Regions from separate parts of the Homo sapiens genome. Here region 2 is linked to region 1. Evidence: read pairs that join two places in POLR2A ChIA-PET (ENCODE). Cell type or tissue: PC-9. All regions are shown on one strand. Each heading gives the region's core, and the rest is flanking DNA. Links, peaks and the distances in the headings are about the cores only. Region 1 overlaps DPY19L3-DT (DPY19L3 divergent transcript). Region 2 overlaps ZNF507 (zinc finger protein 507).

Region 1 (5,384 bases), core at 78-5,077:
CTCTCAAGTTGTTTCACTCTGGGGGAAATGTGACCATTGTGAAATATCATCGCTTAGTTAAAAAGAAAGTAGAATTCAGCAGTAGCTGCTTTTTTTAATACTATGAAAAGACATTCCTAAGCAAGATGAAGCTTTGAGACTTTTCCTAAGTAGGACCTACTGCTGAGAGTAAGTCTTGGGGAGAATAAGCCAATTAAGAATGAGTCTTTGGTTCTGATAAAGTAACCATGGAGGTGATGGATAATGAGTGTAGGTCCTTGCTCACACTTCTGGCCATATGAGCCCGGAGCCAGGGAGGTACTATAAAAGGAATGGGCTCCTGTAATGGACTGTGACTGCAGTGGTGGTATATAGCAAGACTTCCGGTTTGCAGTAGGTTTAGAAGCCTAAATAGTCTCCCTGGTTGTCTCTGCCAGGGCCACAAATAGTTGTGCTGTGCATCTCAAAAGTGTGGTCTGGGGATCTGCAGCGTCACTGTCACCATCACTTGGGAGGTTGTTAAGAAATGCATGTTATCAGGCCCTACCCCACGCCTACTCAATTTAGAATCTGTAGGGCTAGGGGACCACTAATCTTTAAGAAGTTGATATGGTTAGGCTTTATGTCCACACCCAAATCTCATCTTGAATTGTAATTCCCATAATCCCCACCTTTCAAGGGAGAGACCAGGTGGAGGTAATTGAATTATGGAGGCAGCTTCCCCCATGCTGTTCTCATGATAGTGAGTTCTCACAAGATGTGATGGTTTTATAAGGGGATCTTGCCTCTTCGCTCAGCACTTCTTCCTGCCTCCTTGTGAGGAAAGTGCCTTGCTTCCCCCTTTGCCTTCTGCCATGTTTGTAAGTTTTCTGAGGCTTCCCCAGCCATGCTGAACTGTGAGTCAATTAAACTTCTTTCCTTTATAAATTACCCAGTCTTGGGCATTCTTTGTAGCAGTATCCTTTATAGCAGTATGTATAGCTGTATGGACTAGTACAGAAGTTTTCCAGATAATTCTGTGCTCGGAAAAGTTTGGGAACCACAGCAGAACCTTGTTACTCAACATGTGGTCTGTGGGCTGTGCAGCATGGGCATCACCTGGGGTCTTCTGAGAAAAGCCAGGTCTCAGGTCCTACCCAAGACCTGTGTAGCCAAAATCTGCATTTTAATATGACCCCCAGGTCATTTATGTGTACATCACACTTTGAGAAGCACTGCACCAGAAATCTTTTAACACTGTTCATTACATCCATCCCATGGAAGTATCTTGTCTTGGGATCCCGAGGGTGTGAGTTCTTCCGTCTTACTGGCTTTTTCCTGTCTGATACATGATGTCCATTTTAAAAATTTTATTTATTTTAACTTTTTGAGGTAGAGTCTAACTTTGTCACCCAGGCTGGTGTGCAGTGGGGTGATTTCGGCTCACTGCAACCTCCGTCTCCCGGATTGAAACGATTCTCCTGTCTCAGCCTCCTGAGTAGCTGGCATCACGTGCTGGCCACCACGCCCGGTTAATTTTTGTATGTTTAGTAGAGACAGAGCTTCACCATGTTGGCCAGGCTGGTCTCAAACTTCTGATCTCAAGTCATCCACCTGCCTTGGCCTCCCAAAGTGCTGGGATTACAGGTGTCCTCCACTGCGCCCAGCCCAGTGTTCATTTTTCAATTGTTTGACTTAGTATAAACACTCTCCATCATTCCTGCCTTCTGTGACAACAGACTGTGCGTGTTTCCTCTGTCTACCTTTCAGGCATTCCTTTTAAGTTTCATGCAGCTACTCCTCCTCCCTCCTCCCTTCTCTTTCTCTTCTTTCTTCTTTTCTTCTTTCTTCCTCTTCCTTCTTCTTCCTCTTCCTCCTGTTCTTCCTCCTCCTCCTCTCTTCTTTCTTCTTCTCCTCCCTTCTCCCTTTTTGGAAAGAGGACTTACTGTGTCATCCAGCCTAGAGTGCAGTGGCTGAATCATGGCTCAGTGCAGCCTTGCTCTCAAAGGCTCAAGCAATCCTCCCATCTCATCTTCCAGAATAGCTAGGTTACAGGCATGCACCACCATGCCTGACTAATTTTTTAAAAATTTTTTTGTAAAGATTGGGGGTGGCAGGGGGTCTCTCTGTTGCCCAGGCTGGTCTCAAACTCCTGGGCTGCAGCGATCCTCTTGCCTCAGCCTTCCAAATTGTTGGGATTACAGGCATGAGCCACCATGCCTGGCCTCCTCTTCCTCTTAAAAATCAATGATTCTGTGGCCCGTGGATCTGATTTCCACTGATACTCTGATAACTCCTGTTTTTATGTCCAGGTGTATCTCCTGGTCTCCAGGTGCCATATGTCCACTGCCTATTGGACATTTCCATGTGTGTAAACACCTCAAACTCAACATGTTAAACCTTTTTCTAATCCCCACACTTGCGGTTCCTTCTGTGTGCTCCATTTACCTTATTGCTCAAATCAAGAGCCTAGAAGCCATCCTTGATTCCTCTCTATTGTGTAATCCACACATCCAATCATCCATTGAGTCCTGTTGGCATTTATCTCGTAAATACCTCAGATCTTGTTCACTTTGCTCATCTCTGTTGCCACCACCGTAGTCCATTTACCTGTATGTAATAACCATAGTGATCTTACTAAAATATAAATCCCTTGGAGGCGTTTTGGCTTTATTATAAAAATTAAGCTCCATGACACAGCTTGTAAGGACTGCCACGAATCAGGCTCTGTTTCCCTCTTCAACCTCTCCTTCACTTTCTATTCACATAAACCTCTGTCAGAGGTTTGTCACGTGGCTTATAAAAAGTCTTAAACCCTCTTTAATTGACTAGGTACTCTTCAGCCTTTAGACCTCAGCTTACACGATCTGTGCTGCCTCATGTTTATCCTCATACAGTATCCGGTTCCACAGAATCATGGTTTTTCTTTGTGAACAACAGAATACCGTGGAAGTGACAGTGTGGGACTTCTGAGGCTAAGTCATAAAAGACATCCCAGTTTCAGCCTTAGCCTCTCTTGGATTGCTCACTTAGCGGGGATGCCAGCCACCATGTAGTGAGGACACTCAAACTGCCTGTAGAGAAGGCCACGTAGGCAACAGCCTGCACCACCTTGGCAGCCATGGGAGTGAGCCATCTTGGAAGTATTAGGTTGGTGGGACATTAAAAGTAATGGCAAAAACCAAGATTACTTTTGCACCAACCTAATAGATCGGCCAGCTACAGGTCAGCCTTCAGATGGCGGCATAAGAGATCTTGGGCCAGAAGTGCCCATCTATGCCACTCCCAAGTATTTGACACACAGAGACTATGAGGATAATAAATGTACATTGTTTTTTTAAGCCACTAAGTTTTGGGGGTAATTTTGTACAATGATAGATAACCAATACAATATCCACCGTATGTATGTGTTACGATTTATTTATTCCCATCTAGTTGGACATCTAGGTTGTTTCTAGTTTTATGCTATTTCAGGGAATGCTGTAAGAACATACTTATATTTATGTAACTCTTTAGGATGTATTTCTGGAAACAGGGTTGTTGGAATTCATATTCTTTTTTTTTTTTTTGAGACAGAGTCTCACTCTGTCGCCCAAGCTAGAGTGCAGTGGCGCAATCTTGTCTCACTGCAACCTCTGCCTCCCAGGTTCAAGCGATTCTCCTGCCTCAGCCTCCTGAGAAGCTTGGATTACAGGCACCCGCCATCATGCCGGGCTAATTTTTGTCTTTTTAGTAGAGATGGGATTTCACCATGTTGGCTAGGCTGGTCTTGAACTCCTGACCTCAAGTGATCCACCCGCCTCGGCCTCCCAAAGTGCTGGGATTACAGTTGTGAGCCACCATGCCCAGCCCTAGAACTCATATTCTAAATTGTGATAAACATTGGTAAACTACATTCCAAAAAGGTTAAAGATTCTATTGTTTTTCTCTTCCACCAGTGGGTATTATGACACTTATTTCTCCATGCCATTGCCAACAATTAGTTTTTAAATCTTTGCCAATCTTAGGTGACAAATAATACATGATTAGTGTGCATTCTTTATTAATGAGGTGAAGACAATATATCAGGAGTTTATTGGCTATTTGCATTTCTTTTGTATAATTTGTCTTTTTGTGTTCTTTCACCATCTATTTAATCTTGCTGTGACGGGATTATTTATAGATTATGAGTTTTTTTTGTTTTTGTTTTCGAGACAGGGTCTTGCTCTGTTGCCCAGACTGGAGTGCAGTGGCGCCATCTCAGCTGACTGCAGATTCAACCTTCTGAGCTCACGAAATCCTCCCATCTCAACCTCCTGAGTAGCTGGGACCACAGGTGTGTGCCTGGCTAATTTAAAACAATTTTTTGTAGAGATGGGGTTTTGCCATGTTGCCCAGGCTAGTCTTGAACCCCTGAGCTCAAGGAATCTGCCCACCTCGGCCTCCCAAAGTGCTGGGATTACAGGTGTGAGCCACTGCGCCTGGCCGATTATGGGTATTTATTAATCTGTTGTCATATATGCTGCAGATAGTTTCTCATTATTGTGTATCTGGTATGATGTCTTTTGCTATGCAGGGATTTTCCATTTTTATATTGTCAAATTTCTTTTATACCTTCTGGGTTTTTCCATCATGCTTAGAAAAACCTTCCCCATCTCAAGATTGTAAATGTTTTTTAATTCTTTCTGCTAGTATTTAAAAATATTATAACTTTTTAATATGGTGTGGGAGAGACTTGACAATTTTTTTTTAAATTAGATAGTTGATTATTTCACCATCATCCTTACTCTACTGATTTAAATTACCTGTACCACATACTGAATTCCCATATGTATATGGCTTATTTATAAGCTCACTCTTTTTTTTTTTTTTTTTTTCTGGAGACAGGGTCTTGCCCTGTGGCCCAGGCTGGAGTGCAGTGGCATGATCTCGGCTCACTGCAACTTCCACTTCCTGAGCTCAAGCAGTTCTCCCACCTCCGCCTCCCAAGTAGCTGGGACTATAGGTGGGACTATAGCCACCACGCCTGGCTAATTTTTGTATTATAAGATGACACTTATGTTTAAATGATTTTAAAAAGTAATTAGTCTTGAAACAGTTCTACATGTTTTTAATTATTTTATAGAATGTTTTCATATTGAGAGGGCAATTGACCCTTCATTACACTTCTTTTAACCACATATTTTGGCAATTTCTGCATATTTATTTGCTCAGATAAACTTTATAATCATTTACTAAGTTCTAAAACAGAATCCATGGAAATTTTTACTAGAATTATATAAAGTGTTTAGAAATGTTTGGGAGAAATGAGATATTTACAATGCTGAGTATTCCCTTACAGAAACATGTATGGGGCAGTTTGGTATACTACATATATTTTTTTCCAACAGTACTTTCATCCAATTTAGTTGACTTTTCAAGTATCTTGGTAAAAGTCAATGCAATGG
Region 2 (5,384 bases), core at 284-5,283, 50 kb after region 1:
GAAGCGTTTTGGTCTGTCCTTTCTCTCAATTTTTCAATGACGGTGAGTAAGGACATGCTGATGCCTGTCTTAACCTGCCCATCTGACAATTCCTGCCTACCCTCTGGGAGTGCTACCAAGGTGGAGTTGCTTTGGTTAAGACTAGTTAATCCATCTGAAGAGTTTTTAAGTGGCGACATCATTTTTGAGTACGCTGCCAATGTACTATCTACTTGCCTTTGACTAGTATCTGGATCTAAAAGGTTTATATCTCCATAGTGCCCCAGGTTGGCTCTTGTCAACTCTGCAGCTCTTATAGGCATTGTGACAAGGGCTTCTGCAGCTAATGAGTGTAATCGAAGAGACTCAGAATTTGTCCTTCTCCGGCCTGGTGGGGCATTCTCATCAGTAGCCAGGCCTTTATTCATTAACTCGTCTTTTTTCTCTGAACTGCTCCAGCCTATGATCAATCCCCCAATATCAACAGTACATTTATCAGCACGATAAACATCATCCATTCCTTCGCGCCCAATCTGAGCTTCTGTCAGGCTCAGGTCCTTCCCTTCTTCCATTTCAGTGTTCATGAGGAAGCGCTTCTGTGAAAGGGTTTCTTCAGCACTTGGCAATCGCTCCACTATCACGTTAACATGCCCTTTTTTATTGGGGCTGCTGCTGATGATTTTCTGTGCTGATGTAAGCAGGCTATCAGGAATCAGATTCTCCTCTGCATCAGAAATCACTTCTAGCATTTCTTCCTCATTGGGGTCCAGGGTAACTGACTGACTTAGGTGTACTCCTCTTTCTGCACTCTGTTCTAAAGGAGATGAAGATGATAACTGTTCTGAGCTGCAAATCTGCACTTGCACTGATGGCCCATTGTGGATACTCAGTTCACTCTCTCCAATAGCAATGACGACTGCATCGACCCCACCAGGCGCAGCAGCTGCTGAAGAATCCAGCAGGCCTAGGGGTTCATTTTCATTTTCAAAGATTGGATAGGAGCAATCAACCTCCCCAGCATGTTTCCAAGCGTGTGTTTTCAACATTCTCTGCTGGCCACAAGTATAACTACAAAACAAGCATCGATACATGCCGTACTGTTCGTATGCATACCATTTCCTCCTACCCATTTCTGCCACAGATGCAGTTTGGACAGTATGAGTCTGTAGATTGTCCACACTTACTGGGATATCTGGAATGGTTTCATTTCTTTCTGTGGTTTTCCGACACAAAGAGCTGGAGGGGCTTACGCACTGTTGGGCTTTGGATTGGGTGTGGATATTGGCATCATTGTCATGGTCATTCACCACGTGGGCTTCAAGTTCCTCCTGGCTTCTAGATGTAATATGGCACTCTGAGCACATCAGTATCACTTCATTTTGCTGACCATGTTGCTTAATATGATCTTTTAACACGGAAAAGGATGATGATAGAAACTTACAAAGGCTACACTGATAAGACATAGCCTTCCCTTCATTCTGGGCAAGAGTGTCAGGGGTAAAATTTGTTTGTGACATCTCAGCCCTTCTAGTATCAGCAGCAGGTGACTGGATTACTTTAGCCGGAATCTCACAAAGTTCTTGGGTTTCAAGAGAGTGTGTTGCAGCACTTGAACGTGGGCGTTTCTTCCCAATTAAAAGACATTTTTGTGACTTTTCATTTTCCACTATCTTGCTTAACTTCTGGATAACATGGATTAATGGATCTGGTTTAGTTTTTCTTTGTTCATCAATTTCCAATGAAGGACTGATGATACTTTCAGCAGTCAGTATAGCTTCCTGTTCCCCAATATCTGGCACCAACATGGCAACACTGCTACTTTCTTCCATATCTAAAAAGGATAATGTAAAACAGAAAAATACCAGGTTACAGGATAATTACAGGCATGTAATTTGGAAAATATAAGAGAATGTTAGTGTCTGTAATCTCATCTAAGTATTTTCTAAGCTGGAAGCTCCATGTCCACACACCCGGCGATCCCCAGTATAGATTTAAATTGGTTAGAATTTCTCTTTACAATGCAATCTTCTATCAAGACTAATGATGAAGATACTCCCCTCTATCACTTATTTCTTCGGAAATGATGATCTTTTTCTCCATTTTTCTTCACTTTCTTTGCCTTCAGCATCCAGCAGGACCAAAAGTACTCCCTCCCTTTTGCACAATGCCAAGAAAAAAAAAAAAAGACTCCTATTCCTTGATTAAAGGAGCACAGCCATTCTCAAGGCATGTGAAACCCCTCCAGTTACTGTGAAACATCACTCTGTAAAGCCAATGACTGATACAATTCTTGAGAGTATTTCTTATACCAAATATAGCTGCAGTTTTATTACTAAAATCACAAATTTGTTTTTTTTCTCCCCAAATCTTTGAAATTGTGAAACTATAGTCATGTAGTTTGTACAGGGCATATTGAATTTGGGAAAGTACTATATAAATGAAATTAAATAAAAGCAATAATCTAGTTCCTACTTTTACTTCCTTTATCTTCCTGAAGATAAACCACAAACTATGCTGTGGTTTTTTTTTAGAGGTCATATTAGTGGTCAACTATTACTCATATCCACATATATGGTTTTTTTTTTTTTCCCTGAAAGGGTAAGGGACATCAGAGAAGGAAAAAATTGATATCCCAGTTGTGTTTCAGTTCCAGATATGAACAGAGTCCTTAGAAGAGGTTATTTGTTCGTTCTAATAATGCATTATGGCTGAGGAAGTCACTAAACATAAAATACCCATAAATCTTTCTGCCTAAGTCTAGAATACTCTTTCTATTTCCTGGCAGTACTTTCATTTCAAACATTTCCTTTGGCTTAAAGTGAGATTAATTTGTTGACTTGGATCACATTTTTAAGTTTAGGCTTTTTTCCAGCAACAAGTTTTGTTTTTCCACATTTTAGGTGCATTCTGGAATCTTACTCACAACATTCAATAAATGCCAACAAAATTTTTAGTGGCACTAGCTATAGACCAAAGACCACACTATTCTTAAACTTCAGTCCCAGGCTCTGAATTCTTATTTTAGGTGGTGAATCATGGCTGTTCTTCCCCGCATGGTTGAATCAACATATAAGGGCCCTTCAGCCCCTGCCAAGATGATACCTAATGTCCTGCCAGGCCCCGCCCGCCCCCACGCCACACACACACACATATACACAAACACAAAAACAGGCCCCGCCCCCCCACGCCACACACACACACACACACACACACACACACACACACACACACACACACACAGCTGACCAGCTTCAGTGCCAGGTCGCCCACAACTCTGGGCAGCAGCTATGGCTTTTCTTCCTGATTTTCTACTCCTTCTGGCAAGCCAGCTTTCTAGATCTAGGTCCACATCAGGCAAAAATGCAAACACTTTACTCTTGGCTTCTTCAGTACTATTTCTTCCCTTCTTCCTAATAATACTCTGCCCTATGGCATCAGCTTTTTTTCTCTTGGCTACTAGCTGTCTCTAACTGCCCTCACATGCATTCCATGGCCATTCCAACAATGACAGCTACCCTGGCTCCCAAAGGCCCGTGGTCCTTCAGCCACTCTCCCTTAAACAATCTCTCAAAAGACTAGTTCTGTTTCATCTTTCTCAGGTAGAAGGAACAAAAGTCTTTTTAGATCTCTACGCTCAGCTGTAAGTCATTAAAGAGGAGACCAATGGGGGAACAATTTGTTTCCTTAGAAAAACCCTTTTGTGACTTCCTAAGTCACTTTATTGTCTTAGAATTCCACATTTTTAGGCCAAGAGGAGCTGTGGCTCTTCATGTGACTACTGATTTCCCTTTAAGGTGATTAACTTAAGGCCTTATGTCTGTCAGTTCAATGGTTAAATGCAAATTGATTAAATAATAAGTTTAATAATAGGAATCCTCCTGAACACGATACGGCTCTCTGCTGTAGATCTAAGGTCTCCTTCCCCATGAAATGTAACACCCATGTAGGCTGACTGATCATCTGGAGGTTAACAAGTGAATGTTTGCTCAAGAGACTTTGCACACCCGTAGGGTTACAAAGGTGACTCATGTTATCTTTCTTCTACTTAATAAGAGAAGTGACACAGACCAGTGCAAATTGCTCCCTGTGGATATTTCAGTGTGTACCTTAAAAAGAAAGTGAAATGAAGAGAAGGAGGAGTTCATCTTAACTCAAGAAAAAGACTAATACAAAAGAATCTGACAAAACATTCAGATTTTTAAAGCTGTGTCGGCTCAGGCATTAAGAGCTAATGGAAATTTGCAGCAGATGCTCCAATTTTCCCTGAACATTTATGTAAGTATCTCATTTTAAAGGCTGCATACATTTGGGGATAAGTACAGTAATGGCAGCTATAAAACAGATATGACAACATGAAATACGTCAGGAAACACCTGAAAAACCAGTTTGGGTCCCCATGCAAAATCAATGCACAGGTTAATCTCATAAAAACAAGTCTCTGTTAAAAAAAAAAAAAAAAGGTTAGATAAACAGCTGATAATAAAGTATACACAGAGGGGAAGTTACTGTAAGGCCAACTCTTTCAATTTTCACAAAAATGTTACTTAGACCACTAATGCAGAAATACATATATATGAGATTGTGTGTCAAGTGAAGCAAATCTGAACAAAAGAGATGAAATAAGGAGTATACATACAATGTCAGTGGCTCAATAGTGATGACAACATAAACTATGACAATCTGCATACTCTCCTTGGCCTCCAAGAGATCAGTGTAAGCACAGCTTTAAAACAATTACCTTGGTGATACTGCAGTGGTGGGGTGGATAGGATGAGAATAAAGAAAGAATGACTAATTCTGTAATTGAAGTTGCATGATGAGTACCTAGGAATTCACTGTTCTTTCTACTTATGTAAATGTTTAACATTTTTCATAATAAAAAGGCTAAACAGATCATAATAAAGTATACACAGAGGGGAAGTTACCTTAAGGCCAATCCTTCAACTTTCTTGATTCCTTAAAATCACAGAAATTTTATTTAGACCACTAATGCAGAAATACAAATATGTGTGTGTGTGTAACAAACAAATTGTTATGTGCAAGGCGCAAGGCAAAGTATCAGGAAAAATTTTAAATTCTTAATACTTGCAGTTTAAAACTGAGTTGAGTGGATAAGGCAAACATTTGGAAGTTAAAAAGTAACAGCATTTAAACAACGCAATGGTACACAAGGTAAAATAAAAGGCAACAGTCAATGACTAAATCCTGAAAGATACTGAAGAGCTCTTTTGGGCTAGCAAGGTAAGCAAAAGCTTCATGGAGAGGTAAGATGTCCACTGGTTCCCAAAGGATGGGCAGCATGCCAGACATCATCCATTTGCCCTCTAGGCTCACTGTATCCTCCTTTCCATTCTGCTCTCTGTCAGAGGGATTACATCACTAGGCTCCCCTGTCCTCTGCCTTCT

Evidence for each region. Peaks named below come from ENCODE experiments on the same cell type or tissue, not always from the same donor. Only the 100,000 strongest peaks of a DNase experiment are listed, where the experiment ranks them.
Region 2: POLR2A ChIA-PET joins it to region 1 with 38 read pairs; 25 of 35 experiments call an interaction of 5 or more read pairs at or near these places.

The regions. Positions count from the first base shown.
Region 1 is chr19:32,398,640-32,404,023 of GRCh38, reverse strand. It overlaps DPY19L3-DT (DPY19L3 divergent transcript), which reads left to right. Exons shown (of 3, transcript NR_046201.1): 2 at 4,156-4,273. Among named protein-coding and RNA genes, the nearest start is that of DPY19L3-DT, 4.2 kb to the left of the region's middle. In PC-9, for the core only: no CTCF peak of the experiment used is centred there; no DNase peak of the experiment used is centred there.
Region 2 is chr19:32,349,255-32,354,638 of GRCh38, reverse strand. ZNF507 (zinc finger protein 507) reads right to left here. Exons shown (of 7, transcript NM_001136156.2): 3 at 1-1,810. The coding sequence starts at 1,808. It overlaps LOC124904689 (a long non-coding RNA gene), which reads left to right and starts at 5,286. Exons shown (of 2, transcript XR_007067225.1): 1 at 5,286-5,384. In PC-9, for the core only: no CTCF peak of the experiment used is centred there; DNase peaks (open chromatin) are centred at 2,518, 3,968 and 4,368; H3K4me3 peaks cover 1,419 bases; H3K27ac peaks cover 1,079 bases.